Linked DNA regions of Mus musculus: region 1 is linked to region 2. Evidence: chromatin loops called from intact Hi-C (ENCODE). Cell type or tissue: gastrocnemius. All regions are shown on one strand. Each heading gives the region's core, and the rest is flanking DNA. Links, peaks and the distances in the headings are about the cores only. Region 1 overlaps Nagpa (N-acetylglucosamine-1-phosphodiester alpha-N-acetylglucosaminidase). Region 2 overlaps Septin12 (septin 12).

The links. Peaks named below come from ENCODE experiments on the same cell type or tissue, not always from the same donor. Only the 100,000 strongest peaks of a DNase experiment are listed, where the experiment ranks them.
Region 1: a loop joins it to region 2, with 3 times the contacts of the local background. A loop is called at or near these places in 2 of 42 quality-filtered maps.

The regions. Positions count from the first base shown.
Region 1 is chr16:5,186,377-5,201,702 of GRCm38, forward strand. It overlaps Nagpa (N-acetylglucosamine-1-phosphodiester alpha-N-acetylglucosaminidase), which reads right to left. Exons shown (of 10, transcript NM_013796.3): 3 at 14,998-15,137; 4 at 13,567-13,675; 5 at 13,240-13,368; 6 at 12,355-12,560; 7 at 12,200-12,247; 8 at 11,336-11,437; 9 at 11,179-11,242; 10 at 8,904-9,682. The coding sequence ends at 9,472. It also overlaps a transcript of Sec14l5 not described here. Among named protein-coding and RNA genes, the nearest start is that of Nagpa, 10 kb to the right of the region's middle. In gastrocnemius, for the core only: a CTCF peak has its summit at 8,905 (motif pointing left); DNase peaks (open chromatin) are centred at 7,986, 8,899 and 12,455.
Region 2 is chr16:4,972,774-4,988,099 of GRCm38, forward strand. It overlaps Septin12 (septin 12), which reads right to left. Exons shown (of 10, transcript NM_001373945.1): 9 at 14,974-15,025; 10 at 14,545-14,885. The coding sequence ends at 14,681. It also overlaps 4930451G09Rik. Among named protein-coding and RNA genes, the nearest start is that of Anks3, 16 kb to the left of the region's middle. In gastrocnemius, for the core only: a CTCF peak has its summit at 7,409 (motif pointing right); a DNase peak (open chromatin) is centred at 7,370.

The sequences.
Region 1 (15,326 bases), core at 4,692-12,691, 210 kb after region 2:
AGTCCTCTTGAAGAGGCCTGGGTTGTAACAGGAACAGATGGCTGTGGAGGCATCCACTGTGCCCTCCTACGTTGGCACTGGGGAAAGCCAGCAACTAAAAATAGCCCAAGGGTGCCGGGAAGATGAATCAGGTGGTAAAATGGCCGTGGTACAAGCATGATATCCCGAGTTTGGATCCCCAGCAGCCATGTAAAAAGCCAGATGCAGAGATGCACACCTGTAGTCTCAGTGCTGGGTGGAGGCAGGAGGATACCTGGAGCTCACTGACCAGCGTAGTTGAACTGGTAAGCTCCACGTTCAGTGAGAGACCCTGTCTCAAAAAAGTAAAGTGGAGAGCAAATGAAGACACCCAACACATGGCCTTCACACTATACCACACACGTGCACAAAATATCCCATAGAAGGGCCTGCCAAGCTGTCCACGGCCTTTCCTTTCCCCACACCCCAGGGCAGAGAGGTGTGTGGTGTGGGTTTCTTTCTTCATTCTGTTCATTTGTCCACTGTGGCCAGATCCTAGAGCAATATGTCTATATCCTTGAAACCCCAGCCTTTCTTTCACTAGCTGTGAAACCTCGTGCAGGTGACTTGACTTCTCTGTGCTCCAACTTCCTCATCTGTAAAATGGGGTCAGCAGTGCCTACCTCACCAGGTGACTGTGGGACAAAGAAGAATGTGGCTGGAAAGGCCTCCACATACAGAAAGCACTCAGGGGAGCACTGCTGGAATCAGGGGCGTTTGAATTGAGTGCTTTTCTGCCCTGGAATCCCGGACATTTCTCTTAACTCTGAAAAACTATTCATTCGGGAAGAACCACGTTGTTCTTTTCACTGAGCTGGAGAACAGGTGCTGCTTAATCTTGAGATCTGACAGAAGCATTAAACGCTTTACATTTGAATATCTGTCTGCTGTCAACTTCCTAGAACCCCCTGGCTGTCCTGGGCTAGTTTCAGAGTTTCTCAGCAGTAGCCAGATGTGGTAGGGCACAGCTGTAATCCCAGCTCTTTGGTGTAGGGGACCTCACAAGCCAGTTCAAGACACCCCAAGGCCAAGTTCTCAGCACTAAGGAGATCGATTGCCCCAGAGGGACATGGGGCAGGGATAAGGGACAAAGGCAGGAGATAGAAAATGAGGAAAGGGAACAAAGGAGAGGAAAGGGGGGCAAGGAAGAGGGAAGGGGTGTTTGTCCTGTGAAGACAGAGGACCGCCTCTGGGTAGAGAGGAGACAGGTGTAGCCCATAGAAAATGGTGGCTTATAAAGGTAAGATGGGAAACCCCATGTTAGGATAAGGTGTTTAATTTTAATTGGGCATGTTAATTAGGACAGTCAAAGGGGACTTTTGATTGCTGGACTTCAATACTTTGATAGCTGGGCCTTGGTAGTCAGAGTCAGGAGGAGAAAGTGGCCAAGTAAGGAAATGGACCTTGGTGGCTAGCTTTAGGAATACAATCTAACACTTTAGTAAGGCAGAGGGAATGGGGGAGAAGGGCAAGACCTGCCGGAGCCATGTTTGTCATGCTCGAGCTGCACAGAATCCCCTTATTGGGAGGTCGAGACAGGAGAATAACCATGCTTTTGAAGGCAGTCTGGTCTGTGTAGTGAATTCCAGGCCAGCTTGGGCTGCAATTCGAGACCCTGTTATACACACACACACACACACACACACACCACAAACAATACCACAAACAACATCACAAACAAAACCCAAACTTGAGAATTTCCCAGCTGTTTTTTCTGAGGGCCGAGCCACAGCTGATCTTTCTGCCTCAGAAAGAGCCCAAGGCTCCACGTTGTCCCCTCAGGCAGGGCTAAGCGGGGTGCTGGTTACTGTGTGGAGTTTATGGTGTGCAGAGTGTGGGGGTGGGGGTAGCTATCCTGTGGAAGGACAGAGGATGATTGGTTCCTCTGAGTGACCTGAAGGTTACTTATCTAGAACTCAGCCCTCAGCCTTTGTTTGAAACAGGGTCTCCCATTGCAGCCCAAGCTGGCCTGGATTTCCCTACTCAGCTGCTGCCAGTAATGCATTAACTCACCCAGTTATTCATTCATTCATTCATTCATTCATTCATTCATTCACTCACTCACACTTTCACTCACTCATTCATTCATTCATTCTTCGCTCATTCATTCACCCATTCATTCTTCACTCACTCACTCATTTATTCATTCACCCATTCATTCTTCACTCACTCACTCTTTCATTCATTCTTCATTCATTCATTCATTCACCCATTCATTCTTCACTCACTCACTCACTCACTCTTTCATTCATTCTTCATTCATTCTTCACTCATTCATTCATTCATTCATTCACCCATTCATTCTTTACTCAATCACTCACTCTTTCATTCATTCATTCTTCACTCATTCATTCATTCACCCATTAATTCCTCACTCACTCACTCACTCACTCACTCACTCACTCACTCACTCACTGCTGTTCATCCATGAATCTCTCTTCATACCAGATGAAGACAAATCCCAAGAGGACATGGGCTGGGTTCAGGGCAGAGTGCCTGGCCCTGCTGACATCTTTCTCAGTTCTTGACCCTCCCCTGAGGCAAAACTCCAGTCCCCTGGGGGCCCTGAGCTGCTTCTTGGAGTGCTACCTCTGGGACATCAGGGGACTGTCTTGGCAGAAGCAGCCACTGTGGGAGTTTGGGTAGGGTTTTGGTGGCAGGAACTACAGCTGCCAGGAGGTGAGGGTGGGTTGCCAGGGAGACAGGTGCTGGGCTGACAACTCTCCAGGTGTTCTAGAACACGCTGGACCTACCAAGCTGTTTCCCAGGAAACACAGTGTGAAATCCTAGAGCTATTTTCTGGATTTCAGATTTTTCCCAAGATATGAACTCCTCTGAGAATCTATATAAGCCCTGGACACACTGGGCTTAATTTCCGTAGCATCGTTTTAGATATGGGAATTGGCCTTGGGCAGTGCCAGTGTGACAGGATGCCTTCCCTTTTGTCTCTACCAGCATTTTCTGGGGCCACCTCCTACACAAACCACTTGCCTAGGCTCTGCTGGGGTGGGCCAGTTACACACAGGACTGTGACGAAGAGAAATAGTGCTGATCCAGGCATGGTGGTGCACACCCGTAATCTTAGCACTTAGGAGGCTGAGGTAAGAGGGTGGTGAGCTTGAAGCCAGCCTGGGCTACATTCAGGACTCTATATAAACAACAAACAAACAAAAATCCAGGCACAGTGGTTCACCAAGAAGAAAGTTCCAGGCCAACCCGGCTATACTGCAATTTCTGTGCCAAAAGTATTCTGCAGGGCCACAGGGAGGTTCACATGGCTTAGTTTGTCCAAGTTATTAACCATGGCTGCAGAGTGTGCCATGACAGACCCTTTTCACGGCCTCCTGCGTTCCTCTGGGTCTGCATTACCTAGCCAGTAATCAGTCCTGCCACTTGCACTGGCCTGTGGTAGTGGTAGCAAGCTTAGCTGCCAGCACACAGTGTTGTATGTAGCTGTTGCTACCCCACTTAAGGGAACGGACTGTGCTACCAGCCCTTGCCCAGAGAATATTAGATCCGAGGACGAAAAACACAGACAGACACACACAGTTGTTCAATTTCAACTTGCCTTATTGGCTTAACTGCTAGGCGCCTCTAATCTACCTCGGCTAGCGTGCCCTTCCGAGAACTCCCAGCTCAGCACCCCAAATCTGCCCTCAATTTCAGTTGCACAGCCTCCTTCAGTCCCAGCTCAACACCCCAACCTCCCACCTGGAGAAGCAGCCTATGGCCACTCTTTCTGAGATCTCACATGGCTGGTTGGCTTTTCTACCTCCAAAGCATGTCAAAAACTCTCTCTCAGACCAATGGTTGGCTGCAAGTATCCACATCTGTATTTGTCAGGCTCAGGAGACAGCTGTATCAGGCTCCTGTCAGCAAGCACTTCTTGGCATCCGCAACAGTGTCTGGGTTTGGTGTCAGCATGTGGGATGAATTCCCAGGTGGGGCCGTCTCTGCATGGCCTTTCCTTAGTCTCTGTTCCACTCTTTGCCCCCTATCTCCTTTAGACAGGAGCAATTCTGGGTTAAAACTCTGGAGGTGAATGAGTAGCCCCACTGGGGCCGTGCCTAACCTCTGGACATGGTCTTTACAGGCTCTCCCTCCCCTTTGTTGGGTATTTCAGCCAATCTCATCCCCTTTGGGTCCTGGGAGCCTCTTGCTTTCCTGGCATCTGGTACTTTCTGGTGGCTACCACCATTGGTCTGAGCACGGGGACCCCAATGGAGGAGTTAGGGAAAGGACTGAAGGAACTGAAGGGGTTTGTAACCCCATAGGAAGAACAACAATATCATCTAACCAGACCCCCTCCCCCCAGAGCTCCCCGGAACTAAACCACCAACCAAAGAGTACACATGGAGTGACCCATGGCTCCAGACGCATATAGCAGAGGATGGCTTTTTCTGGCATCAGTGGGAGGAGAGGCTCTTGGTTCTGTGAAGGCTCAATGCCCCAGTGTAGGGGAATGCAAGGGTAGGGAGGTAGAAGTGGGTGGGTAGGGGAGCTCCCTCAAAGAAGCAGGGGGAGGGGAGGATGGGATAGGGGGTTTGCAGAGGGGGTTTGTGGAGGGGAAACAGGGAAAGGGATGGGAATATAAATAAGTAAAATATCCTGTTAAAAAAAAAAGAAAAGAAAAGGAAATTGAAGAGAAGAGAAGAGAAGAAAATAAAAAAGAAAAGAAAATGAAAAAGAAAACTTGCTTTCTCCTCTCCTGTGTCTGCTTGCTTGCCTGCCGACCCAGAAATCCAGTCTCTTCCTTCCACCCAGCAATTGGCTAAAATTTGTCTAAAATAACTGACCCTAGCCCAGACATTGACAAAGTCTGCATGATGTTAGAATCATTTGAAATGGTAATTTTAAAGATAAACAGTAATTGTTTAGGCTGGTAGGGTTTTTTTTTTTTTTTTTTTGGAGTGGAGTATTACATAGTAAAGGTATTGTATGACAACTTTCTCCAAATTGAAACATCTGCTCCCAAAGGAGGAAGGAGTGTATCAGACTCAGGAAGTAAATGCAGGTGACAAGATTCACAAGGTCCCTTCCCTAGCATCATATAAGCAGTAAAGTAACTAGCATGGGGAGAGGAGACTGGTCAACTGAGCTGTCTGCAGGTCAAGCAGGAACTTTAATACTGAGTGTTCATGACTGGTCACCTGTCCTGGGGTGAGCCACTCTGTGATGCAGCTGCCTTTGAGCCACCCATACTATGTGAGTAACTCCAATAAACTCACTGTTCACCGAGCTAGGCCTGGCTGGACTCATTCCTTGTGTCTGCCAGTGTTGGCCTGCCTGCATAGATAGATATCTGTTCACATCTTCCCAGGAAGTCACACAGTGAAAATAACAAACATGTTTGGAAAGTCCCGCTCCTCTCATAGACGCTAAGTGCACAGTATCACATGCTCACAGGGAACCTGCTGGACCCTTTCTGAAGCCCCTTCATGGGCCAGAAGTGATGAGCTTTGTCGCACCCCAGGTGGGGCAGGATACAGACTTGGGAAGCTGCTGCTGCTGTGCTGGGAGGTAGGAAAGGTATCCAGACCAAAGGGCAGGGAAGAATGTCACTACTCCGTCACAGCGAGTCATTGCCTGAGTGACAGCAAGGGTATCTGTGTGAGCTCTTTGAAAGAGAAACCAAGAATTTGGAATGCTGACTTTACATGTGGACACCTGACTTGAATTGTATGGATGTGGGCGTGGCTCAGTTGACAGAACACTTGACTAGCATGCACAAAACACTGGGCTCGATCCTTAGCACTATGTAAAATGACTGTGGTGTCATGACTGCACTTCTGGGACTCTGGAGACAAACTAGAAGGATTAGGAGTTCAAGGTCATCCTTGGCTGTGTAGCAAGAATGAGGCCAGCCCAGGCTTCATGAGATCCTGTCTTGACCAAACCAAACCAAACCAAACCACCACCACCAATAAGAAATGGCCCTCACTGGCTCATGTATTTTAATACCAGGTTCCCGGCTGATGGAAATGCTTCGGAAGGTTTAGGAGGTGTGGCCTTAGAGGAGGTGTGTCACTGGGATGATCTTTCAAGTTTCAAGAAACTAGTGCAATTCCCAGTATTCATTCTCATTCTCTCTCTCTCTCTCTCTCTCTCTCTCTGTCTGTCTGTCTGTCTCTGTCTTTTTTCTCTCTCTCCCTGTCTTTCTCTCTCTGTCTCTGTCTCTCTGTCTCTGTCTTTCTGCTTGGTGGTTGTGAATCAAGATGTGATCTTTCAACTGTTCCTTCTTTACTCTGACATCATGGACTCTCTCTAAAACCATAAGGCAAATTAAATACTTTCTCTTTATAAGTTGCTGGGGTCATGATGTTTTATTACAGCAATAGAAAATTAACTAAGAATAAAGTAAGTACCAGGAAGTGGGCCATTTCTGTGATAGGTCTGGCCATCATTTTTGGAGAAATGTTGAAAACTCTGGAACTTTGGACTAGGAAAATAGTTGAATGCTATAAAAGGGATTTATTGGGCCATCCTAGTTGGAGCTTAGAGGACAGCAATGCTAACAGCAATGTGGACTATGAAAGCCTAGTTCAAGAGGTTTCAGAAGAGAGTGATATTAGCAAGAGGGCTAGAGACCGTACATGTAAACTTGGCTAAGAATGTGGCTGTCTTTTGCCCTTGTCCTAAGAATTTCCCTGGGAATGAATTGAAAAATAATGGAATGATTTCTTTGGTGAAGGAGATTGTAGGGGGTGGTTCTGATGCTAAGGTCCTGTTCCCCAACTGGTTCTTGATCTGTCAGTAAAGAAAGCCATGGGCCAATTGCTGGGCAGAAGGTAGAGCTGGAACTTCTGGGTCCCAGGAGGAAAAGACAGATGCAAGGAAGGAGAGGTGGAGTATTTGTCATGCTTTGGAGGGAGAAGAAGCCAGCAGCCATGTGAGGTCTCAAGAGGAGCTGGGGCCTGTGGCCACAACTACAGGCCGGTGGTCAAGGATGTTTGGCAGGGGGTAGGTGGAGGTTTAGGGCAGGTGGGAGGAGTGGCGATAAAAATATTAAGGGCACACTTTTCCAGGTGGGAGATAGTAACACCCAGCAATTGTGCTCTACCACAAGTTGAACAGGAACTCTGTGTGTGTGTGTGTGTGTGTGTGTGTGTGTGTGTGTGTGTGTGTGTGTGTGTGTGTGTGTGTCTTTTGTCTGAGGACTCAAGGCAAGCTGGATGGGGGTTGGTAGTGAGGTCACTTTCCAGAGCAAAGGCAGATAGAGTAAAACCTGTCTCTGAGACAGGGTTTAGCCCTGGCTGTCCTGGAACTCCCTCTGTAGACCAGGCTGGCCTCAAACTCAGAGATTCATTGCCCCTGCCTCCAAGTGCTGAAATTAAAGGCATGTGCTGCCACCACCTGGCTTTTGGTGACTTCAATACAGCTCAATAGTGACCCTTCTATGTGGTTATTGTCAATCACTCTCATGTAGGTCTAGAATGGAAACAAGCAAGTGAGTGAAACAAACAAATACAAAATGTGGAGTTTGAGGTGAAAAAGAGCACCAGGGAACTTAGTATTGGAGCCAAGGCTTGATCTGAAGGAGGTAAGGAGCGGTGTGGTGGGAACCACAAAGCAGAAAGGGCGCTCTCAGAGTAACACCCGCCCATAACTAGTCATTTGCCTCCAACTTGTGAAAAGGGAAGGGCCCTGGAATTTTCTGCTAAAAAGCAACAACAAAGGAAAGTGTCTGCAAATGAGCCTAAGGGGACCAGGCTCCATCCCGTGGGTAATGAAACCTGGCAGTGTCATCTGCATGGTTCTGACTTTAGAGTCACGAAGAATCTACAAGTAAAGGGGTTTAGGACATGTCCTCCTTGGTTAAGGACAGTCACTGAGGCCAGATATTTGGAAGGGAGTCCCTGCAGGGAAGGCTCTGAGAGGCCATTGCATGAAACTGTGAAAGCGAAGTCTGGATTGCACTGGAGACTCCAAGATGTTAGAGGTGCCAGAGCCATGGGGTATTGCCAAGGAGAGCTGCACACAGGGACCCAGGCCAAGAAAGAGAAGTATGTCACAGCAGCAGAGCTGGAGGGAGTAGATCTGAAGAGCCCTTGACAACAGACCCTGAGCTACAGGGTTTGAAGTCCGCCCTGTCGGCTCTCCATCTTGCTTTGGCTCAGCAGTTCCTGGCAATGCCCCCATTCCTCACTTTTGGAATGGCAACATATATATCATGCCATTGTATGTTGGGCCTATGTCATTTGCCTTTTTATTTTACAGGAAGTTACAATAACAGAGTGCCTTGGGTCTCCAAAAAGACTTTAAAACAGTATTGAGACTGGGAAAGAGTAAGGGGAAAGTTGGACTAAGAGCATTTTGCACTGTGATATGGCAGTACGCCTATGGGGGCAGGGATTGGAATGTGGTGGTTCCGGTGAGAATGGCTTCCACAGGCTCATCTACATCCCCACCTGATGGAACCGTTTGGGTAGGGTCAGAAGGGAGGTGTATCACTTGAGGTAAGTCTTGAGGTTCTCTCTCTCTCATCTGGTCCCTTGCTCCACCATCATGGATTCTGACACTCTGAAACCCTAAATCAAATTAAATTGCTTCCTTTGATATGTTGCTTATCACAGCAATAGAAAAGTAACTAGGACAACCACCAATGGAAAATGGTTAGGACCAATGAAATCCCTGCCTTCCAAGTGTAGCCTAGCCTGCAGCAACAGCACCGACTGGAGCTTGCAGGAACACAGCACATGACTGTGGTTACTTCTCTATTGCAGTGATAAAACATGACCCAAGCAACTTATCAAAGAAAGCATGGTCCCTGGGTGGCCTTGTGCCTGGCCAAACTTGTGCAGCATTGGGTTAACAGAGGCACTGGGGAACTGTCCAACGTCCCCATGAGAGGCAGCAGCTCAGGACTCAGACCTCACACGCCCCCTGGTGGCTTGTTTTAGTATCCCAATTTATTCAAGTGTTAGAAAACTCCTTTAGGGAACAAGACAACAAAAATAGGTCTGTAAACAAGGCGACTTCCTTCCCTCCCCATCCCTTCTTATGAGGTGCTTCCTGTGACAGGATGCAGAGTTCTAGTTGGCTGTCCAGCGATGAGGCTGTATAAAAGGCGAGTGCCGTGGCTGAGCCGAGGGTGTGTGTGTGTGTGTGTGTAAGGCTTTCTATTTCATCCCTGTGCAGGCGGAGAGTGGCCACTCTTGTCATGATGGGGTTACAGAGTTCCATTTGCTAGTGGCTTCCTGGGAGTCTTTGGCAGTGGCGAGACCCCTGTGCGAGACAGGCCTCTGGGCAGCAGATATAGGCGAGCGGGAGGCAGGTGCAGGCTCTCCAGAGCTCCTTATTGCTAGGTTGGCATGAGCCACAGCATGGGGACAGGAGGAATATGGCCAGCAAAGGGTGGGGTGCATAGCATCCATGCCAGTGGCCTCACAATGTCCCCTGTGGAAGTGAGGAGCAGGGACAAGATTATCTGGAGCATGCCGTTGGGGCAGCTCTTCAGTCCTTGAAGGGGTTGCTAGTTTCCTCCATGTGCTCCTTCTCTGCAGTCAGCGCTTCCCCGTTCACCTCCTGCAGTGGGTGATACACATAGTCCCCGTCGAGGTGCCGGTTCCTCTCGGCCCTGGAGCCCAGGAACAAGGACACGTTGACCCCAGTGCTGATCAGCAGCAGGAAAATTAGTGTCAGGGTGAGGGCTAGCCAGGTGGTCCTGGGATGGAAAAGAGAGTCTTGAGTGGGGGCAGGCAGCCAGAACCCAAACTGGGCATGTTGAACCCAGTAGGCAGGGAGGGGAGTAGGTATACTGAAGACACATGGAGGGAATACCACAGACAGTCTCTGATGTTTTAAGGATGTTTAAAAACATTTTTAGGAACTGGGGAATTAGCTCATGCTTGTCTTATAAAATGAAGACCCAATTTAAGTCCAGCAGGGCTGGGTGAGGTGGCACACGCCTTTAATCCCAGCACATGGGAGGCAGAAACAGGTGGGTTTCTGTGAGTTTAAGGCCAGGCTGGTCTACAGAGAGAGCTCCAGGACATCCAGGGTTACACAGAGACACCAAAACAAAAGCCAGGCATGATGGTACGTTGGAAGTTGGAGCTCACCAGTCAGCTTGTCTAACCTAACCTGTGAGTTTCAGGTCAAAAAAAAAAAAAAAAAAAAAAAAAAAAACAAGGTGGTGGGTGGGGGAGGATGTGGGGGACTTTTGGGATAGCATTGGAAATGTAAATGAAATAAATACCCAACAAAACACACACACACACACACACACACACACACACACACACACACACACACACACACACACATCTAATGTGAATGTTACTGCTTTTAGGTGGTTCCTAATATATTTTTTGCAGTACTGGGAATTGAACCTGGGTCCTTGTGCGTGCTAGGCAATCACTCTACCACTGAGCTACAGCCTAACCTCCCACCCCTACTTTTTATGTTATAATAGGATTTCATAAAGTTGCTCAGGTTGATCTTGAACTCAATCTGTGGCTTAAGCTGGCCTTGAATTTGCTATCTTCCTGCTTCAGCTTCCTGGAATAGCTAGGATGACAGGCTTGTGCCAGAAGGTCCAGCTCAAGATCTGTCTGTCTGTCTGTCTGTCTGTCTGTCTGTCAATCTATCTCCCTACATCTATCTCTTGTCTTAGGTATCCCAGGTTGGCCTAAGACTCCCTAACATTCTTAAACTCGTGGCTTTTCTGCTTCTACCTCCCAAGTGCTGGACTTACAGGCACATGATGCCACCATGCCTGGGTTATGATATGAAATGCTGGGGATTGAACCTAGGGCTTTCTGCATGCCAGGCAATCAATCTGCCAATTGAGCCACACCCCCTGCTTCACAATTCTTTCCATGAGCCCTGTGGGGATGGAGCTGGAAACCCAGGAAACAGCAGAAAGGAAGCAACAACAACACAAAGCCTGAACACACGGAAGAGTTCAGAAATAAGGTGAGTCCTTCCTGTCTCTATGGCCCTGCTCCAGCATCTAAGTGGAGTCTCTGCAGCCAGAGGCATGACACCCATAGCCTGCTACCTTTGAGTTCCACTGGGTAGCTCAGGGTCTTTCCTGGATGCCAGTTTTACCTGTGACTGTCCCTGAGCTTGCAAAGTAGAGGGTAACCTGTGACCTCCTGGCCTGGCTAGTGCCTCACGGATGAGACATAGGGGCTCAGTGCCTGCTAAAACACTTACCTGGTGAAAGAGGCCAGCTCTCCTGCCCTCGGCGTAGCCTCAGTTGGCTGGAGACACTGCCTCACTGCAAGACACCAGAAAGAAGGGCTGGGGAGAGTCCACCTACCCCAGACCTGCCCCAAGGGCTCCCAGCTCAAGAACCTTTAAGGCCGCATACCTTGGGAGATGCTGCAGTTGCCAGTCTGCGGGTCACAGGAACACTGGTGCTCACACTGGCAGGGCCTCTGGCAACCTGGCCCATACCAGCCCAGAGGACACTCTGTGGAGAGGAGATGGTGGCAGGGAGGTCTCACCTTGGGTGGCATGGTCTCCTGTCACAGACAGCCTGGCTCCTGGGTGTGCACATGGCCATGCTGAAGGAGATGCCCTCAGATCCCTGGGACCCAACCCTCCAAGGTAACCGGGCTGCAAACAGGGCTGTGTTCCAGTTTCTAGAGTGCTTGCTGCATATACATAGGGCCCTGGGTTTGACTTCTAGCACCCTATAAGTTGGTGCTATGCCTATAATCCCAGCGCTTGAAAGGAGGAAGCAGGTTGCTTGAGGCCATTCTCGGTTACATACTAAGTTAGAGAACTGCGTGGGCTGTATAAGACTTTGTCTCAGATAAACACCAAGAATACTGCCTAGATTTAAGGTGGGCTCTAGAACTTATGACCTTAAAAGGATGAAGAAATTATGAATGGGAACTCCACTGAGCTGATGCTGAAACCACCCTACCCATGCCTAGGATCACCAGGAGCTGCTTTCCAGGAGTTAAGGACTTTGGTGGATCTCCCTCAGGGGCGTGGCCGGCCACACTTTGTTTTTTGCTATTGGTCCTTAGAGTTGAGTGGACAATACTGAAAATCTGGCCTCCTACTTGCTGGGACTCTTTCAGTAGGTAGAACATCGGGTTATCCACATGCGAAATGAGAAAAGGCTCTGAAGGTAAGTTCCAAGCCAGAAGGAGGGACGAAGGCGTCATACCAGCTGCGTGCAGCCAGGCCACCCTCTCCAGGAGTGTTTGCAGGCAGCTCTCACCTTCACTGCAGTTGGATCCTGTCCACCCAGCATCACAGTGGCAGCCAGCTACCAAAGCAAGACCACAGAGGCTGGGTAAGGACACAGGCGGGAGTCTAGCATGGGCGAGCTGGGGTCCCGCCAGAGCACCACCCTCCTGTGGGCTCCCCACTCACTCTCTGTGCACAGCCCATGCTGGCTGCAGTTGGAGGGGCCACAGTCCAGCTCGCTGCAGGCCTCGCCCCGCCAGAAGTGGCTGGTGCATTCACAGTGGCCATCCACACAGGTCCCATGGCCACTGCAGTCGGGTGGCTGGCAGCGCGGTTCATGCACACACACCACAGTGGACACTTGGCGGGGACAGCGCCACATGTTGTCCTGGCTGTGGGGGATTCACTGTGAGACGAGGTCTAGGCCTTGGTGCTGGTCCCTGCCGCAGCCTATAAAGGCTGTCCAGTTTGCCTCCCTTTCCATTCTGCCAGTTGTGCGTGCGTGCATGCGTGCGTGCGCATATGGAGTCAGGACAACCTTAGATACATGTCATTTAAAACTTTATTTTATTTATCTTTCTCGCTGGCCTGGACCTTGCCAAAAAGTAGGCTAGGCTGGCTGGCCAGAGGGTCAGGATTCACCTGACTCTTCCTCAACAAGGCTGGGACTGCAAGCATGTGCCACTTGCTCGTATCTGGCTTTTTATATGGGTTTTGGAGTTTAAACTCAGGTCCTTCGCTTGCGAGGCAAGTACTTTTCCTCCTGAGCTATAGCTCCAGCCTCTCCCTGGGCCACTTAGCGGATTTCCCCATTGCGTACAGTTTGTCTTCCGGTAAAGGCTCTCTCAACCCCGGCCAGCCATCTCCTCAGGTCTTACTTCACTGTCCTCAGGGAGGCCTTTCCTGACCTGTCTCAGGTTTCCAGGGATGGGCTGTGCAGCACCCTGAGGGAAGAGATCTCGGCTCTTCTGCTCACTTTTGGATACCCAGGGCCTGGCACACAACAGGGTCTCAGTATTGACTGAGTGAGACAGTCTGAGAGAGCCACAAAGGTGGCTCAGGGGTTCTTACCAGTGATCTGAAGGGTAACTGGCCAGGGTCCCATTGAGCACAAAAGTAGCAGAACCGCCTCCATCCAGGTTGATGGCATTGACGACATCTTGTTGACGCAGGAACTCTGCCATCTCCCATAGGTTAAGGCTGTGCAGAGGGGGTATGCAGCTGAGCCCCTGTGGTCTCTGGCTTAACTGTCTTCTTTCACTAGTAGGTAAATGCTATTGCCTCCAGATGAAACTTCCAAAATGGCCGGAAAGCTGTCTTGTCCCACCAATACCCCAGAAACGACTGGAAGGTAGGGGTGGCTGAGTGCAAACAGCCCCGAGGGTTCCTGGGACTCACCCACGCTGTTCCGTCTGTCCATCAGCATGGAAGAGGATAAGCTGCCCCTCACGGTCATGACCCACGGCTGTCCTGGCTGACATCACATTCACAAATTTGCTAAAAGAACCTAAAGGAGAAGGGCCCGGGGTGGTTACCCAGCTCTCCAGGGGACCCCTCAGGTCTCCCGACTTTCTCTCTTTTGATGGCTCCTTCCCTCGTGCACGTGTGGCAAGCACTGGATCACTGAGCCACATCCCAGCTCCACCTCCAGTGAGCTTCCATGCCACAGCCAGAAGCACTTCATGTGATCTCAGTCTCCAGAAACTTCTATGTTGGTGGAAGGATTTCACAGGCCTTGCCTGAGGCCCCAGGCCTCACTTCTGTACTTGTTCACCCAGCAGCTACTCTCTGCCTAGGGCCTTGAAGGCTGCCCTGAGCCTGGGAACCACAGGCCTCTGCCCTGAGTTCTTCTGATAGCTTGTTCCTTTGACTCAAAGACAGCCTCTTGAGTCTCCCTCTCCCTCTACACTATACCCTGAATAGCCAGATTCCCAGGACCAAAGTGTCCTTTTCCACCACCCCAGTATTTTCCACTCTGGAGGTACGTCAGAGGATAACCCTGGGTGTTGGTCCTCAGGTGCCACCCACTTTCTGTGTGAGACAGGTCTCTTGTTAGCTTAGAATATCACCGTGTGGCCGTGGATCTGCCTATCCCTGCCTTCCAGCTCCATCCCTGGGAATGCAAGTGTGCATCCCAGCACTTGGCTTTTAATGTTTCTTTCTGGGGCTCCAACTCAGGTCCTCACACTTTCAAGGCAAATACTTTACTGACCAAGCCAACTCATCAGCCCATCCCCAAGTGGCCCTTGACCTTGAGTGTCCATCAGAGTCACCAAGGGAGTGCCTGCACACCCAAGTTGTTAGGATTTAACCAGTGGTTTCTGGATGGGAGGTATAGGGAGGGTGGACTCATGGCTCTGCATTTATGACAAACTCCTAGGCCATGTGGAGGCCACCATACAGCAAATCTGCAGCACTTTCCTCATACCTGTGCTTCTGGTCCCCACCGGTCCCCTTTCTCCTGTTTCTTTCTTGGCACTTGTCACAATTTTCCAGCTTATTGCCAAGGATTCTCCTTCTATATTCTACATAAGACTGAATCCCTAGGACTCTCACCATAGTGCTAAACAGTAAATAGCTGCTCAGTAAATGTTTGGGAACACTAAAGAATAACCCACTCACACTGTTCCTGGGTCTGAAGAAAGCTGATGCTGAGGGCTGGGAAAGTGGCTCAGTGGGTAAAGTGCCTCCCATCACACTTAACAGTCTGAGTTCAATACTCAGGACTCACATGGCGAAAGGAAAGGAGCATGCATGCACCCGCTGCATGCACAAAATAAACAAATCAAAACCTAATACAAATAAAACAGAACACCTGTGCTTCCTGACCTGTCTCCTGTGTCTCGTCACACTCGATGGCTTGGCTCTCGTTGATGTAGATGTTTCCATTGCGGATGAGCCACACGACTCCGCTCAGCAGCTGCACGAACGGATTCACGGGATCCAGAACCTCCTCCTCAGACAGGTACCTGGAAGCGGGGAGGCAGGAGGTTCACTCATTGGCAAGAGCAGCTTTGGGTACCAGGGGCTTCTTGATGCTCATTTTTCTACAGTCTTCCTGATCCTGAAATTAGCATCTGTTAGACTCTACTGCCCTGGCTGCTTAAGCAAAAGTCAAACAGCCAACTAGACAAAGCGTCTGTCAGCACCAGCCGCCT
Region 2 (15,326 bases), core at 4,076-12,075:
TGATGTGTTGAACTCACAAAGATCCGCCTGCCTCTGCTTTCTGAGTGCTGATGTGAAAGACATATATCACCACTGTGTCTTTTGGTTTTGAGACAGGGTCTCACACTGTAACCCAGGCTGGCCTGGAGCGCTTGACAATCCTGTTGAAGACTTCAAAGGTCTGCCACTAATGAGCAAGTGCTGTGCCAGCAGAGCTTCATGATAGGACAAAGCAGTCCTCTGCAAGGACACCCTCAGTGGAGGCTGCTGTGGCAGGAACTAGTCTGTTTTTAAATGTTCATGGCTCTTTAGTCAAGCCATTCCTTTTTATTTAGTTTTATTTAGCTTACTTGAGACATATAGCCCAGGCTGACTCAAACTTATTCTTTTTCTTTCTTTTTTTTTTTTTTTTTTTTTTTTTTTTGAGACAGGGTTTCTCTTGTATATCCCTGGCTGTCCTGGAACTCACTTTGTAGACCAAGCTGGCCTCGAACTCAGAAATCCGCCTACCTCTGCCTCCTGAGTGCTGGGATTAAAGGTGTGCGCCACCACGCCCGGCAACTCAAACTTACTCTACACCTGAAACTGGCTATGAACTCCTGATCTTCTTGCTTCTACCTTCTAAGTGGTGAGATTGCTACTTCTACCAACCAAGCTATTTCATTTGGAAAATTTCTTGTAAACACATACCCAAGGATACTCACGGCTATGTACTTTAAATCTTTGAAAACTTGGAAACAGCCCATATTCAGTAGGGGTCTAGCTAAATCAAGCTCCTCATAGAGTGCCCTCAGCTCACTAACAAACTGTATTCACAGAAAGATGTAGTATGAGCAGGGTAGTGGTGGTGCACTCAGGTGGTGCACAGAGCCAGGCTTTTCTCTGTGAGTTTGAGGGCAGCCTGAGCTACAGAGCAAGTCCCAGGGCTACACAGAGAAACCCTGTTTCAAAAAAAAAAAAAAAGAAGAAGAAGAAAAGAAAAAGAAAGGATAGATAGATAGATAGATAGATGTCTGAGAGGGAGTAGCCTAGAGACAGAGTGCTTGGTATCAATGCACAGGTGCTGGGTTCATTCCCAAGTGTACACACACACACACACACACACACACACACACACACACAATCAGTCAATCTATATGATAAGCCTGCTTGCTACATTTTGAAAGCTGTTTGCCAAGTGGAGCTGGAAGCCTCAGGACAAGCTGGGGTGGGCACATTGGAGCCTGAAGCTCAGCCTCAGAGAGGCAGACCTGAGCTCAGCAGCCCCTCTCCTGGCAATCCCCAGGACACAGCTCTGGACCCTCCCAGGACATGCTCCTGGAACAGCTGGCCCTCCTGTGTGCCACTCAGTCCAGAGTCTGCAACCCTACCTGGAAAGTATCTGCTGACAAGCTCCAAGACACACAAGAACAGGTCGCCGGAATTAGGTGAGACTTCCCAGCAGCCACAGCCATTTCCTTAGAGCCGACCTGCCTCTGGGCCATGCTAGTTGGGCCTATTTAGGCAAATGCTGCATTTTCTGTTTTCTTCATGGTAAAGCAGAGGTTCAGATTGCCGTGCCTTTCTCAATCCATCAATGGCAAAGCTGTGTCTTGTTCCTAATGCTAAAGGTACTTTGTCTTCACTATCTGCGTGACCAGTGGGAACAGGATGGCATAGGAGGATAGAAGGGATGTGGGCAGCAACCTGTCCTAGACATGGAAAGACAGAGTGATGCTGGGGGTGGCAGAGGTGGAAATGGGTCCCCCAAGGCCTGCCTTTCCCACACACTTCTTCCACTGCTGTTAGGAGTCTGGGAGCCTTTTCTGTGAAGTAGTCGGAAGTTCTGCCTGGCAAGCAGAAGGAGCAGACATGGCGAGGCCTGTGCTTTCCAGTATGAAATCCACCAGCTCCATGTGATTACTAAGCACCAGAAATGCGGCTACTGGGCTGCAGACTTTAATTATATGGATCTACTGGGCATGACTAGCTTGACTGCATAAACAGCCACCTGTGCTAAGTGGCCCCCAACTGAACAGAGCAGATGGAGGTTTATGCTAGAGGAGTGAGCTCAGCCTCACACCTGCTTGGCTCTACCACTGTGCCGCAAGCCTCACGAGCCTTCTTTCCACTCTTTTGTTGTTGGGTTTTTTGTTTGTTTTTGTTTTTCAAGACAGGGTTTCTTTGGCTGTTCTAGAACTTGTTCTGCAGACCAGGCTAGCCTTGAACTCACAGAGATCCCCCTGCCTCACCTCCTAACTGCTGGGACTAAAGGTGTGCACCACCCCACAAACCCCAGCCTTCTTTTTACTTTTTACTTTTTTTTTTTAGATTAATTTATTCATTGTATATGAGTGCACTGTAGCTGTCTTCAGACACACCAGAAGAGGGCATCAAATCCCATTACAGATGTTTGTGAGCCACCATGTGGTTGTTGGGAATTGAACTTAGGACCTCCAGAAGTCTGGAAGAGCAGTCAATGCTCTTAACTGCAGCTAAGCTATCTCTTTAGCCTCTTTTTTTTTTTTTTTTTTTTTTTTTTTTTTTTTTTGGTTTTTTGAGACAGGGTTTCTCTGTGTAGCCCTGGCTGTCCTGGAACTCACTCTGTAGACCAGGCTGGCCGTGAACTCAGAAATCCACCTGCCTCTGCCTCCCAAGTGCTGGGACTAAAGGTGTGCGCCACCACGCCCAGCTCTCTAGCCTCTTTTTACTTTTTATAGTCTTTCTAGAAGGCCAAAGAGATGGCCCAGTAGTTGGGGCACTGATTGTTCTTCTAGGGGACACAGGCTTGATTTTCAGCACTCACATAGTGACTCACACTGCTTGCAACTGCAGTTCTGTGAACCTGGTGCCCTACCTGGCCTCCATGAGTACCAGGCATATAAATACTGTATAGAGATATATGCAAGCAAATACTCACATACACTTTAAACTGTATAAACATGTATAAACTGGATGGTAATGGTGCACACCTTTAATCCCAGCGCTTGGGAGGCAGATGCAGGTGGATGTCTATGAGTTAAAGGCTAGCCTGGTCTTCAGAGCAAGTTCCAGAGAAGCCAGGGCTACACAGAGAAACTATGTCTTGAAAAACAAACAAACAAAATATATGTATAAAGTCTTGCTAAGTTGCCCGGGCCTTAAGCTTTCCATCCTCCTGCCTCATTTTCCCAGGCACTTGGGATGACAGGCCTGTCTACCAGCCTAGCTGATGTGTAGCATGTCAGACTTGCCTAATTCTATAGGGTAGTACTGGCCTGTCCTGATGGTGGCTGTGAGCACACATGGGTTGCAGGTGCCCACCAGCACCCAACAGAGACATGGTCAGTAGCCGCTATGAGCACTGTGATGCGACCAGCCATCAGGTGGCAGGGAATCACATAGAAGGGCCGCCCTGCCCTCCCATTGCAGAAATGCTTCAGCAGAGCCTGGCTTTCAAACTGAGCAAATCCAGAAACCAGCAGAGAGTAGGAGGCTGAAGACAGAACCCCCCACCATCTTCATGGACCTGCGGCAGACAGAACCATCAGAACCACCAGAACACCAGTCTCAGGAGAGGTACAAACAGTGCTAGGAACTGTGCCTGCAGGTGGGAAAGGGGAACAGAAGGCAGAGCTCATCTGGGTTGAGCACGTTGTACCTTCCTGTCAGTGCATGGCAGGAAGCCCAGTGCCTCCTTAGCTTTGACTGGCTATCACCCCTCTTGAATTCCCAGGGAGGTCCCTAGGTGAGAGGCAGGCCTGGCAAGGAAGCTGGAGAGCATCCTACAAATCCTTTTTTTTTTTTTTTTCTTCCCAGCTCTGAGCATAGCTCCTCTGACAGTGAGGAGGAGGAAGTGGAGTCAGCAGGCTCAGCACAGGCGACATCTTCCTGGGAACAAAGGTAACTTAGAATCTCTCCCTTACTGTACACTGGGCCCCTACACATGTAAGCTAGCATCTAGTGTGGTGCGAGCGGCTATCATTGTGTTTTATAGCGTGTCATAGGGGAAGCCTGTATGGCCAGGCTTGCTCTACCCAGCTCCCCACCCTGGCAGCTTGCTCCATCTTCTGAAAACAGCTTCCCAGTTTGATTGCCTCTGCCGCTGGTCCCAGCAGAAGTGTAGGGCCAGAGGTTAGCCAAAAGTGAAAAGTTCTAGTTAGTTAAAGAGCAGCATCCAATCAGGGACATACCTGTGGGCCCAGACCATGGTGAATGAGAAATACGGGTCCAAGCTGCCACAGCACTGGGACTGTTAGTGCCCAGGCTGTAGATGATGTACAGACCTCAGATGTAAACTGTGAACATCCCCGGAAAACAGAAGCAGGCAGGTCCTGTGAATTACAGGCCAGCCTGGTCTACAGAGAGAACCTTGTCTTCAAAAACAAAATCAAAAAGCAGTGAGGGCAGGAACTCAAACAGGAGCTGATGCAGAGGCCATAGAGGTGCTGCTGACCGTGTGCTTCCCATGGGCTGGGCCCTCCCCGTCAGTCACTAAGGAAACGCCTTACAGCTGGATTTTACTGAGACTTTTTCTTAGTTAAGGTTCCCCTCTTTTGGATGACTCTAGCGTGTAACAAGTTGTCATAAAACTATCCAGGGCAATACCCGTTACCAAGAGGAGAAGCCACAAGGCATGTCATCTCACATCCTTCCCAGACAGACTGCAGCGGTGCTCAGACACTGCCCTTGCTTTGGAAACTGAAGCTGCTAAGACATTCCTGTTTCAGTGTTGGGAGCTCTGGACATCAGGTGACAGGACTTAGGCTGCTTATTTTCTGTCACAGGTACTGTACTGGGAAGAGTCAGCTTCTTCAGCAGCTGAGGGCGTTTCGGAAGGGGGCTGTTCCACCCCAGCGCTCTGCCAGTGACAGTCCTGGAAGCCAAAAGACTCAGGCCTCAGAAGATACAGCCGGATCACAAACTCGTAGAAAGAAGCACATAAAACCCTGGGCCGAGAAGCAGAATGCCCTAGATCTAGGGGACCCTCTTGGGACACAGCTGCTCCCTGGGTTGGGGCAGCTATAGGCAACTCAGGTAAAAGACCTGAGAAGCAGATTGGGTGGCAGACTTTCTACCACGCAGCCCTGGCGGTCTCTCCAGTATCCTGTTTCTAACAGCCTGGACCTCAGGGGCTGGGACCCTCAGTCTAGACCCCACGCAGCCAGCTCAAGCATAGTTAAACCTTTGTTGTGGTGTTGACAACTGCATCCGGGGCCTCTCCCGATCCCATATTTAAACACATTTATAGTTTCCTATAGAAAATTTCACCAGGTTCCTGGATTCCTGGCATTTCATGTACCCGAGTACATACATACAGATCTGATGGAAAGGGAGCAAAACCAGAAATTTGCTTTCTCTCTCTTTTTAACCGAGACACAAAAGCACACATAGGTTTCAGGCCACTCCAAATCAAAGGCGGCACCAATCTTTGCTGGTCTGAATGGAATACCATACTTCCTGGGAGTTCTAACACTGTGTGAAATGCAGTGGTACCCAGTCTCCCTTCCTGGGTACCCAGTAACAGCTGTGTGATCGGCCAAGTCCTGGTCCTCACGGGACACCTGAGCTTCCTCCACCTGTTACTTTGCAAGCCTGGCCCCACCACCAACACCCCGCAGACTCCATCTTTAGGACTATTTTGTACCTGCTGTCTGAGCCCCTTTGGTTTCCTGCCACCTCATCTCTCAAGTCTGCTCCAGGCTGCTCCATGAAAGAGCAGAGAAACCACTATGGAGGCAGGGTGTGGGTGGTGTGGGAGGGTGCTTGGTATCTAACATGTTTTAGCATTTGGATGGAGGGGTGGTGCTACTGCCAGCTGCCCGGCTGCTAAAGATAAGCAAGAATCTGTGTCAGGCTTTGAGCCACACAAAGATCAGGTCCTATGGCAGGTCACTGGTAGGCAGCATTAAGCCCACATAATCCTGTCCACAAACCCACAGGGGATGCTACCATAGTTCCAATCCCAAGACATGTCCTTTAGAAGCCACATGCAAGTTGGGCCTCTGCCAAGACCACAGGTAGCCTCCCTGTACACGGACTCCAGCCTGCCCTGCCCACGTGCTGAGGTCCCATGCTTGAACTCCAGGGCAGCATGACTCCTCCCTCTGCCCAGCAGCCTTCACTTCATCCACTTAACTGTCAAGAGCAAAGGCATCCACTGTTCCCAAGCCACACTTTCCCAGCTCATAATGTCAGAAAGCTTGCTGAGAATGACTCACAGTGACAGAAAATAAACTCTACTGCAGTTTCAGCTGCGCCTAGGAATCACTGGCTTTCAGGAAAGCTGCAGGGTGGTAGTGGGCAAGCAGATCAGTCCAAAGCCAGATCTCCACTTGGGCAATGTCCATCATTGCCTCAGAAGATCATACAGGAGATCAAAGAGGCCAAGAAAGCAAGTACAAACGATTCTAAAGGTGGGGTCTTGGGGGTTATAAAACTGAGGGTCACTTCATAGGACCGGGTGCAGTGCCATCACGATACACACCTGGTACCCAAAACTCTCAGGTTTCCTCATTAGGAACAAGACCATGAGGTAGAGACAGGATTCCAAACAGAAAGAAGCAGAGGCCCAGTGAACACGGAGGGAAGACAGGCTCCGCATGAGAACCCAAGAAATGGCAAATGCCTATTAGTCCGCTCCCTATGCCACCAGCAGGGACATGAACCTAGACCTGGGCTGCATGGGCAGAGGGGGTCTGGGTCTCTGCTGTTTCCATGTGCACCCCAAAAGGCCTCGAGGCTGGTCCTAGAGAGAAGAATCACACCATACAAAGGGTCATGACAATGGCTATTAAAGAATAAACAATAAGCCTGGGTCATGCGTGGCGGTGAAAGAGCAGAGCAGAAGCAGAACACATGTCAGAATGACACCCTGGGCCAGGGAGAGGGCTCAGCAGGGAAGGCACTAGCTGCTAATTCTGGGAACCTGTGTCTGCTGCCTGAGACCTGTGAGTCCATGGAGACAACCAACAAGCCAGCCTCCAAATAGACATGGTGGCGCACACCTCCTGCACATACATACACATAACATGTTTTTTAAACACGTATTTAGTCATGTGTAACAGACATACTACCTGGATCGAACATCCCAGAACTCCACAGCTTCAAAAACTCTCATGATTTCATTAACTACTAACAAGGTGTCTACTTCAGTACTCAGCCACTTCCCCCAAGCATGGGTGTGGGCTGACCACAGCAGTTCACCTTACAGGTCAGTGAGGCTTGAAGGAGAGGATAAGGCAGCCTGGGTTCCCCACCTCAGGAACAGTTGCTCAACCCCCAGCTTCCTCAGGGGCATGAGCTCTACAGAGCAGCTCTGAGTCTGCAAAGGGAACCTCAAACTCCCCCAATTCTCCACTGACTCCTGAACAAGCCCCACATTGCCCTTTTAGAGTGGCTGAAAGGAGAGGGTGCTGGCTGTGCAGCAGGCTCGGGACAGCTACACAAGCCTCATAGTATAAGTGCCACCAGAGGGCACTGCAGAGGCCCTCAAATCCATGCACAGCCTTAACACTGGGCATGGTGCTACACACCTTTTTTTTTTTAAGGTTTGCCTACAGCCTGATTTTTAAAATATTTTTATTTTATGTTTGTGAATACACCATCACTGTCTTCAGACACACCAGAAGAGGGCATTGGATCCCATTACAGATGGCTGCGAGCCACCATGTGGTTGCTGGGAATTGAACTCAGGACCTCTGGAAGAATAGTCAGTGCTCTTAACCACTGAACCATCTCTCCAGCCCTAGGTGCTGCACAACTTTAATTGCAGCACTTGGAAGGCAGAGGCAGACAAATCTCTTGAGTTAAAGGCCAGCCTGGTCAACAAACTGAGTTCCAGGACAGCTAGGGCCACACAGGGAAGGAGGAGTTATAAAAGGAAGGTGTCATGGGCCTCAACTCAAGGGACATTAACAGCCACCTGCAGCTGGAAATGGGGCGGGGGGGGGGGGAGTGGATTCTCCACCAGGTCCTGTGGAGGCAGCCACCCCTTACCAACATCTTGACTGAACTGTTGGAGGTTTCTGTTAGAGAGGCCACCAGACTATGGAGCCTATAGTGCAGGAGACATATGCTCCCTTCTAGCTCTGTGCCATGGGTACAGTGAAGGTCCTTCTGCAATGTCCTCATGGTGACCACAGGACACAAAGAGGCGGTCCAAAGATATTCCGAGCAGGGTTGCTGTACTGACTGGCAGCATCAGAAGTGTTGGGCCTGGTAGCTTCTGGAGAAGTTTGAGTTGTGGAGAGCATCATGCATTGTGGTCAGGCTCTGGTCTCAGCAGGTCCTGCTCTGTACACTTAGGGCTATGCTGCAGAATGGGTGAAGCACAGTGGCTGGCATAGGTCCGATCTTCCTTGTGCAGCCTATCAGGTGTGGGAAAGATGGCATGGTACTACCTTCAGCAGCCAACTCATCCAACAGCAAGAAAATGCCTATCCAGGAACCTCAGTCCTAGGCCTGACAGCCAGCTCAGACCATGAAAAGAACCACATTGCCTACAACACACCACCGCATGAGACCTAGTGGGCACTACTGTGCCCTGCATTGTGGGTAATGTAGCCTTTGTTTTCTAGGCTGATCCACAGAATGCCTTGTAGTTCAGTTCCTAAGTCACTTACCTAATCTCCATTTCATCCATTCCTGAGTTGGCTAGAACATTTGTGATGGAAGAAACCGTGAAAGTTTGCTATATACTTATTCGTTTTGAGACAGGGTCTTTCTATGTAACCCTGGCTAAACAGCTCAATATGTAGAACAGGCCAATCTAGAACTCACAAAGGTCCCCCTGCCTCTGCCTCATGAGGAATGGGATTAACAGCATACATGTTGACCCCACCCCCACCCCCAAAAGTAGTCTGTGTAAGTCATGCAGACCTCAAACTTGCTATGTTGTCAAGGATAGCCTTGAACTTCTGATCTTGATCTCACAAGTGCTAACAAGCTCTATCATACCCTGTTTGTAGGGTGCTGGGTATCGAACCCAGAGCTTTGTGTCTGCCAGGCAGACATTGTACAAAGCTGCATCTCCAGCCCCACTTCTGTAGTGAGTCCCTGTTATTTTGGACATCCATTACTAAGTCTTGTGGGAAGTACACATTGGTACACTTGTATCACATATACAAAGGAGCATATAAAATTCTGTCAAAGGTGGGCTGGAGAGATGGCTCAGCGGTTAAGAGCACTGACTACTCTTCCGAAGGTCCTGAGTTCAATTCCCAGCAACCACATGGTGGCTCACAACCACCCATAATGAGATCTGACACCCTCTTCTGGAGTGTCTGAAGACAGCTACAGTGTACTTACATATAATAAATAAATAAATCTTTAAAAATAAATTCTGTCAAGGATGGCACTGGAAATAAGTACACAGCAACACGGGGAAGGGAAAAGATAATGTCGGGAAGAGACAATATTAAAGGGCCCCTAAATAATTTTAGCTCTACTTCCAGAAGGGAAGCTTTAACTCTCTCAAGGCTTCCGTAGAATGGACAAATCTTAACTAAGAAATAAGTGTTTGGCTTCCGAAAGGACTCTTGCTAGGGATCATTGTGCAGAGGCTACTGAGGCGGTTGTTGAGGAGACTGTGTGTGCCTGAGAACGGTATACATAGGGCAAGTGGATTGTTCCTGTTCCCAACAGGTAGGTAGCCATTCTCGAGAAGTTGAAAATGCCCCCTTGAGGGTCTCCTTTCCAAAGAGGATTTTTTTTTTTCAAAATAAAACTTCAGAATAAGCTTGGAGCGATGGCCCACGCCTTTCAGCTGTTCCTGGGGATGAGGCAGGAGGATGACTGATCAGCCTGGGTAAAAGAACTTGTCAGCAGCAAAGCAAAAGTGGGAGATATATGCTGATTAGCCATCATCTGTCCAGGAACAGTAGTCTCTCAGGTCAGTTGCCATGAGTCCTCAGTGACCTCCAACCCTGAGAGTCCCTTCACAGATCCTGTTCGGCCTGTTTCTGCTTCCTCTTCCTGAGCTGGGGATGGAAGCCCAGAGACCGAGGCAAGGACCCAGCTCAACTAAAAAAACAATGCTCTGATGATCACCTCCAGAGCTCTTCCCTCCATATATATGATTCAAATGAACATGCTGGAGGCCTAAGCATACAGAACAGCCGTAAACATGCAACTTTATTTATTTATCCACCTTACTTACAATAAAAAACCATGTCTTATTTTCCTTGTGCAACTTTGTGACTCATGATTTTTCCTGATTAGACTGTAATCCTAGCCAAGGCCTGTGCAGCTCAAGAACCACGCTATGATTTCATAAGAAAGTTCCTTAGAATAATTTTGGACAGCGTAATTTCAAAAGCTACTAGAACTGTACATAGCTCCTGTTAAGACTTAAATACGACTCTGCCTTGAGAGTCTCATACTGAGACTTGGGTATGCGGTCTCCCTGAATGCCTTTCTATTAACCCCTGGACTTAAATCTGTTCAAAAACATTTTTGTTTGAAACAGGGTCCCACTACGTAGCCTTGACATTCCTGGAACTCGATGTGTAAAGCAGGCTGTCATTGAACTCAAAGATCCACCTGTCCCTGCTTCCTGAGTGCTGTATTAAAATCCTGCACTACTACATGAGACCTATTTCAAAAGAAAACCCATTCACCTAATTTAGTAAAACTGTGGTTATCTGTACAGGTGAAGAACAGCTACAACTCCGAGTTTTAGGCACCGAAGTAGGGAAGGCATGCAAGAAATCCAGTGAACCTAAACGTTTACTAGACCACTTTGTTCCCAGAACCTCCTAAGCCCTGGTCCTATGTCCTTCACCCTGCCTTTGAGGGTCACCGGCAAGGTGCACACAATAGACAGGATTCCCGGGACTTGACCTCAAGGAACAGAAGGTCTGTTCAGGGAACTTCTGTCTTCAGTAGTTTTTAGCCGAGACCCTCCCTAGCTGTCAAAGTCTTGTGTCCTGCTTGGGGCTCCCTACGCTGAAGTGGTGGGCCCTGGCTGACCCAGCGACCGGACTACATTTCCCAGACTACTGTGCGCACACCTCTGCCTTCAGGAGTAAGCTCTCAGAGCTCCTTGGATTGGGTGGCGCTTCTTCCGAACTTTTTCTGAGAAAGATTCATTCTCCTAGCTGCTGTGTCCCTACGTGAATTTGTGTGTTCTGAGCCTCAGTATCCATATTGATGAATGAGAACGTTCACTCACAATCATTTATTGACCTGTATGTTAAATTGCACACTGCCAGCGGTGGTGGCACAGGCCTCCTAGCACTTGGGAGGGGGAGGCAGGCTGATCATTGAGAGTTTGAGGCCAGCCCGGACTAGAGAGAGAGTTCCAGGACAGCCCAGGCTACACAGAGTGACCCTGTCTCGAAAATCTTAAAAACAAAACAAAAATCAAAAAGCTGCACACTGGCTGAGCTGAGTTGTCACATGCCACTCATGTTGAGAGGTTTTCTGCAATTTCAAAGCCACCCTGGGTTACATTGTGAGACTGTCTCAAAACCCAAAAACAGCACAAATAAAAGCTGCAGGCCAAATGCCCCCTTCTTCTATGTCTTTGTTTTGGCCTAAAGACTAATGTGTTATTTTTGCTGACAAACCTTCAGTTTGTTCTAATTTGTCACAGAACCCAAGGGTTACTAATCCACATGACATAGCCTGTCCTTGGACAGATGGGCTGTTTCCCACCATTTATTATACTGGATAATCTTGAAGGATACTCTTCACACGTGTCTCGCTCTAGAGAACATGCGGCAATGTCTTGGTTAATTTTCAGTTGTCAAAAGTTAGTACTTGGGAGCTGGTGAGATGGCTCAGTGGTTAAGAGTGCCGACTGCTCTTCCGAAGGTCCTGAGTTCAAATCCCAGCAACCACATGGTGGCTCACAACCATCCGTAACAAAATCTGATGCCCTCTTCTGGAGTGTCTGAAGACAGCTACAGTGTACTTACATATAATAAATAAATAAATAAAAATAAATCTTAAAAAAAAAAAAAGTTAGTACTGACATCCAGGAGGTGCCCGACGGGTATGGTGGTAACCTTCGTACAAGAGTGCAGGCCAGCCTGCCCGCTACTACCACCAAGACGGATGGAGTGGGGCTGACACTGTGACCAGCAGTGTTCTGTGTAATACCCATTCCTAGAAACGCAATCACCGAGCCAACGGGAAAGTGCTTTTGAAATGCTTGGCTTTGCCAAGTTGCCTGAAGCCCATCTGCAGCTTCAGAACTATTGTTTTCCTAGTCAATGTCTCAACCTCTGTGTAGCAATATTCCACCTGTGAGATGGTGGTTACAGGTGGTGTGGTCCACTCGAGCCCTCGGGATAGGAGTTCCCTAAGCCTGGAGTCGGCCAAGGGCAGCAATAGAAAGGTAGTTTATATAGCTGTGCGTTATAGCGCACGCCTTTAATCCCAGCACTCTGGAGGCAGAGGCAAGTGGATATCTTTGAATTTGAGGTCAGCCTGGTCTACAGAGTCCTACAAACCTGCCTGCCGCCATCTAGTCTTATGGAGACACTTTCTAAATTAATGTTCCCTCAGATGACTTGGACTTGTGTTAAGTTAGCACATATCAGCACCGAGGGCTTTGTGGAAGGTATTACTTTTTAAAAGATTCACTTTTATTTTATGTACATGGATGTTTTTCCTGCATGTATGTATTTGCACATATGTACGGGGCCCTGAAAGGCCAGAAGAGGGCATCAGATCCTCTGGAACTGGAGTTACACGCATTTGTTAGCCGGTAAATGGGTACTGGGAAGCAAGCCTGGTCCTCTACAAGAGTAACAAGTGCTCTTGGGAAGTGTGGCTTTTGTAGCTGGGATAATACTGCAAACTATGGCCACTGTGTATCTCCCACCCCCATGACTCCCTGCAGATGTGGCGTGTCATCTCAGGTTCTTGGGAGTAGCCCTACCATGTGGGATCCGTGTACCTCAGCAGGTTTCTCTGTCTCTGACTCCTTGCATTCAGTGCTACAGATCAAACTCGTGGCTTTGTGCATGTTAGACAAGTGCTCTGCCACAAGCTGCAGGCAGAGGTCTGACATGCATCTATTTTGTGCATGTTTGCTGTGCATGTGTGCGCGCGCGTGCGTGTGTGTGTGTGTGTGTGTGTGTGTGTGTGTGTGTGTGTAGGTCAGATGTACATGTCAGGTGTCGTCCTCAGTCACTCTCCACCTTGTTGTTTAAGACAGGGCCTCAGTGAACCTGGAGCTCACTGATTGGACTAGAGTGGCTGCCAGGGAGCTCCGTGGATTGATCTCGCTGTCCCTGACCACTGTCCCAAGACTGGAGTGGCAGATGTTTTTACATGGCTTCTGGGGATCCACTCAAATCCTCGTGCTTGTTCAACAAATACCTGACCTACTGAACCCCCTCCCCATCCCAGCCCATCCGTTTCTTAGAGTTCCAGAGAGTTCTGTGCGAGTGTAGGCTCAGCCACAGGCCCTCAGCCCCCACACTCCATCTGGCTGTGTGACTTTTGTTCTCAGTCTACTTCTACAGACTGTGGCAGGCACGTTCTAGGACACACTTTGTCTGAACAAATGTCATGAGGTTGACACTGCCCTCGCTATTGTGCAGGTTTGAGACTGAGGCCAAGGAGTGTCCTTTCTGTCTCTTGGGGGCTTCCCACCAACCACAGTGGTGCATCACACTGGTGGCTCAGATCCAGGGGGGACAAAAGTCAGTCCAACAATGATGCTTGGGCAGGGCAGGGCAGCAACAAGTTTTCATGGCTTACCCTGGGCCAGGAGTGAGAGCTCGACAGCAGACAGAGCCTGCCTGGTAGCCAGGATCCAGTCTGAGGAGTTGGGGGAGGGAAGGAGGTGCAGTATGTAGGGGCGACTGTCATTCTACCTTGGATCTCTGGTCTCTTACTGTTCAAAGAGAAGCAGGTGTAGTGACATGGGCCTGAAATCTCAGCAGCAGGGAGACTGGCAGGAGGACCAGTTATTCAAATATATTAAATGCTGGGCATGGTGGCACATGCCTTTAGTCCTAGCACTCAGGAGGCAGAAACAGATGGATCTCTGTGAGTTTCAGGCCATCCTGGTCTACAAAGGAAGTTCCAGGGTAGTCAGAGCTGCACAGAGAAACTGTCATTAAAAAAAAAAAAGATACATAATTATACATATAGAGCTTTAAATATATACTTAAATATTTTAATTGAATGTAATTAATAAAATTTAATTTTAATTAAAAATTAAACATATAAAATTTAAATATATATTTAAAATATATGTGGGAGGACATATATCTTATCTTCTTAGTAGCAATAGATAAATATATAAAAATGTTTATATATTTACTATATTCTAAGAAAAGTACTGTTCTATTGAACTACTTCCTCAGCCCAAGAATACACACACACACACACAGTAGAGTAAACTCTGTACTACGGCCCAGGATGGCCTCAGCTTGGCTATGCAGTTGGGGAAAAAACTTGACTTTCTTACCCTCCTGTTCTTTCCTCCTGAGTGCTTAGATTACAGATGTGTGCTCTATACCTAACGTCCTGTGGTGATAGAGATCAAACTCGGGGCTTTGGGCACGTCAGCCAAAGCATTCTACCAACTGATCCAAACCCTCAGCCCCAAGGACCATATTCTTGTATCAGACTGGCTCAGAGGACTCGTTTACAAACCCTTTAGTTGTCAAAGCACAGCTTTTTGTACAAAGCAAGTCCAGGTTCACATAGATGCTCTAGGGTGTGTTGGGCGCTGGCTGCTGAGGAGGGAAGGAGCCTAGCAGGTTTGGGCCACGGCCCCTCAGCACTCTTCGTCCTTGGTATCCTTGTTTGCTCGCTTTCGGACCTTTCCCGGTCCAGGGGCCATCAGCTGTCCAGGGGAGACTGGAGCCAGGTTCACCCAGCCTGGCCCCCGGGGCAGCACGTGGCTCTCATTGAGTCTGAGTACCCGGTAGTTCTCGTAGTGTACATTGTGGGTGATGTCCTTCAGGTCCTGGAGATGGGAGCTGAACCAGGGGAGGTAAGTCAGCCTGGGCCACAGTGGTCCCAGGCCCCCTTTGCAGCCACCCGATCGCAGGGGACCCCACACCTCACCGGATGAGCAGATCTCTCAGGAGAAGAAACTCACAGTGCGCCATGTTTTCCACTGCAAGACATGGGCCTAGCACAGCTCTGTACTCTGAGAGTACACAGCTGCTGCATGTTATGGTACCTTCTGGGACCGGCTATTGCCGTGGCTCTCCTGTCTTTTCTCACTTCCTCCTTCTTGGTTCATTCATTCACTCATTCATTTATTCATTGACTCATTCATTTGTGTATTCTTGGGGCTTGGTTCCTACAACTAGTTGCTAAACTAGTGAACCTATCCTTCATTATAGATAATACTATGACCATGACACCAAAGACAAAACTCATTTTTTTTTCTTTTTTTTGAGCCTGGGTTTCAT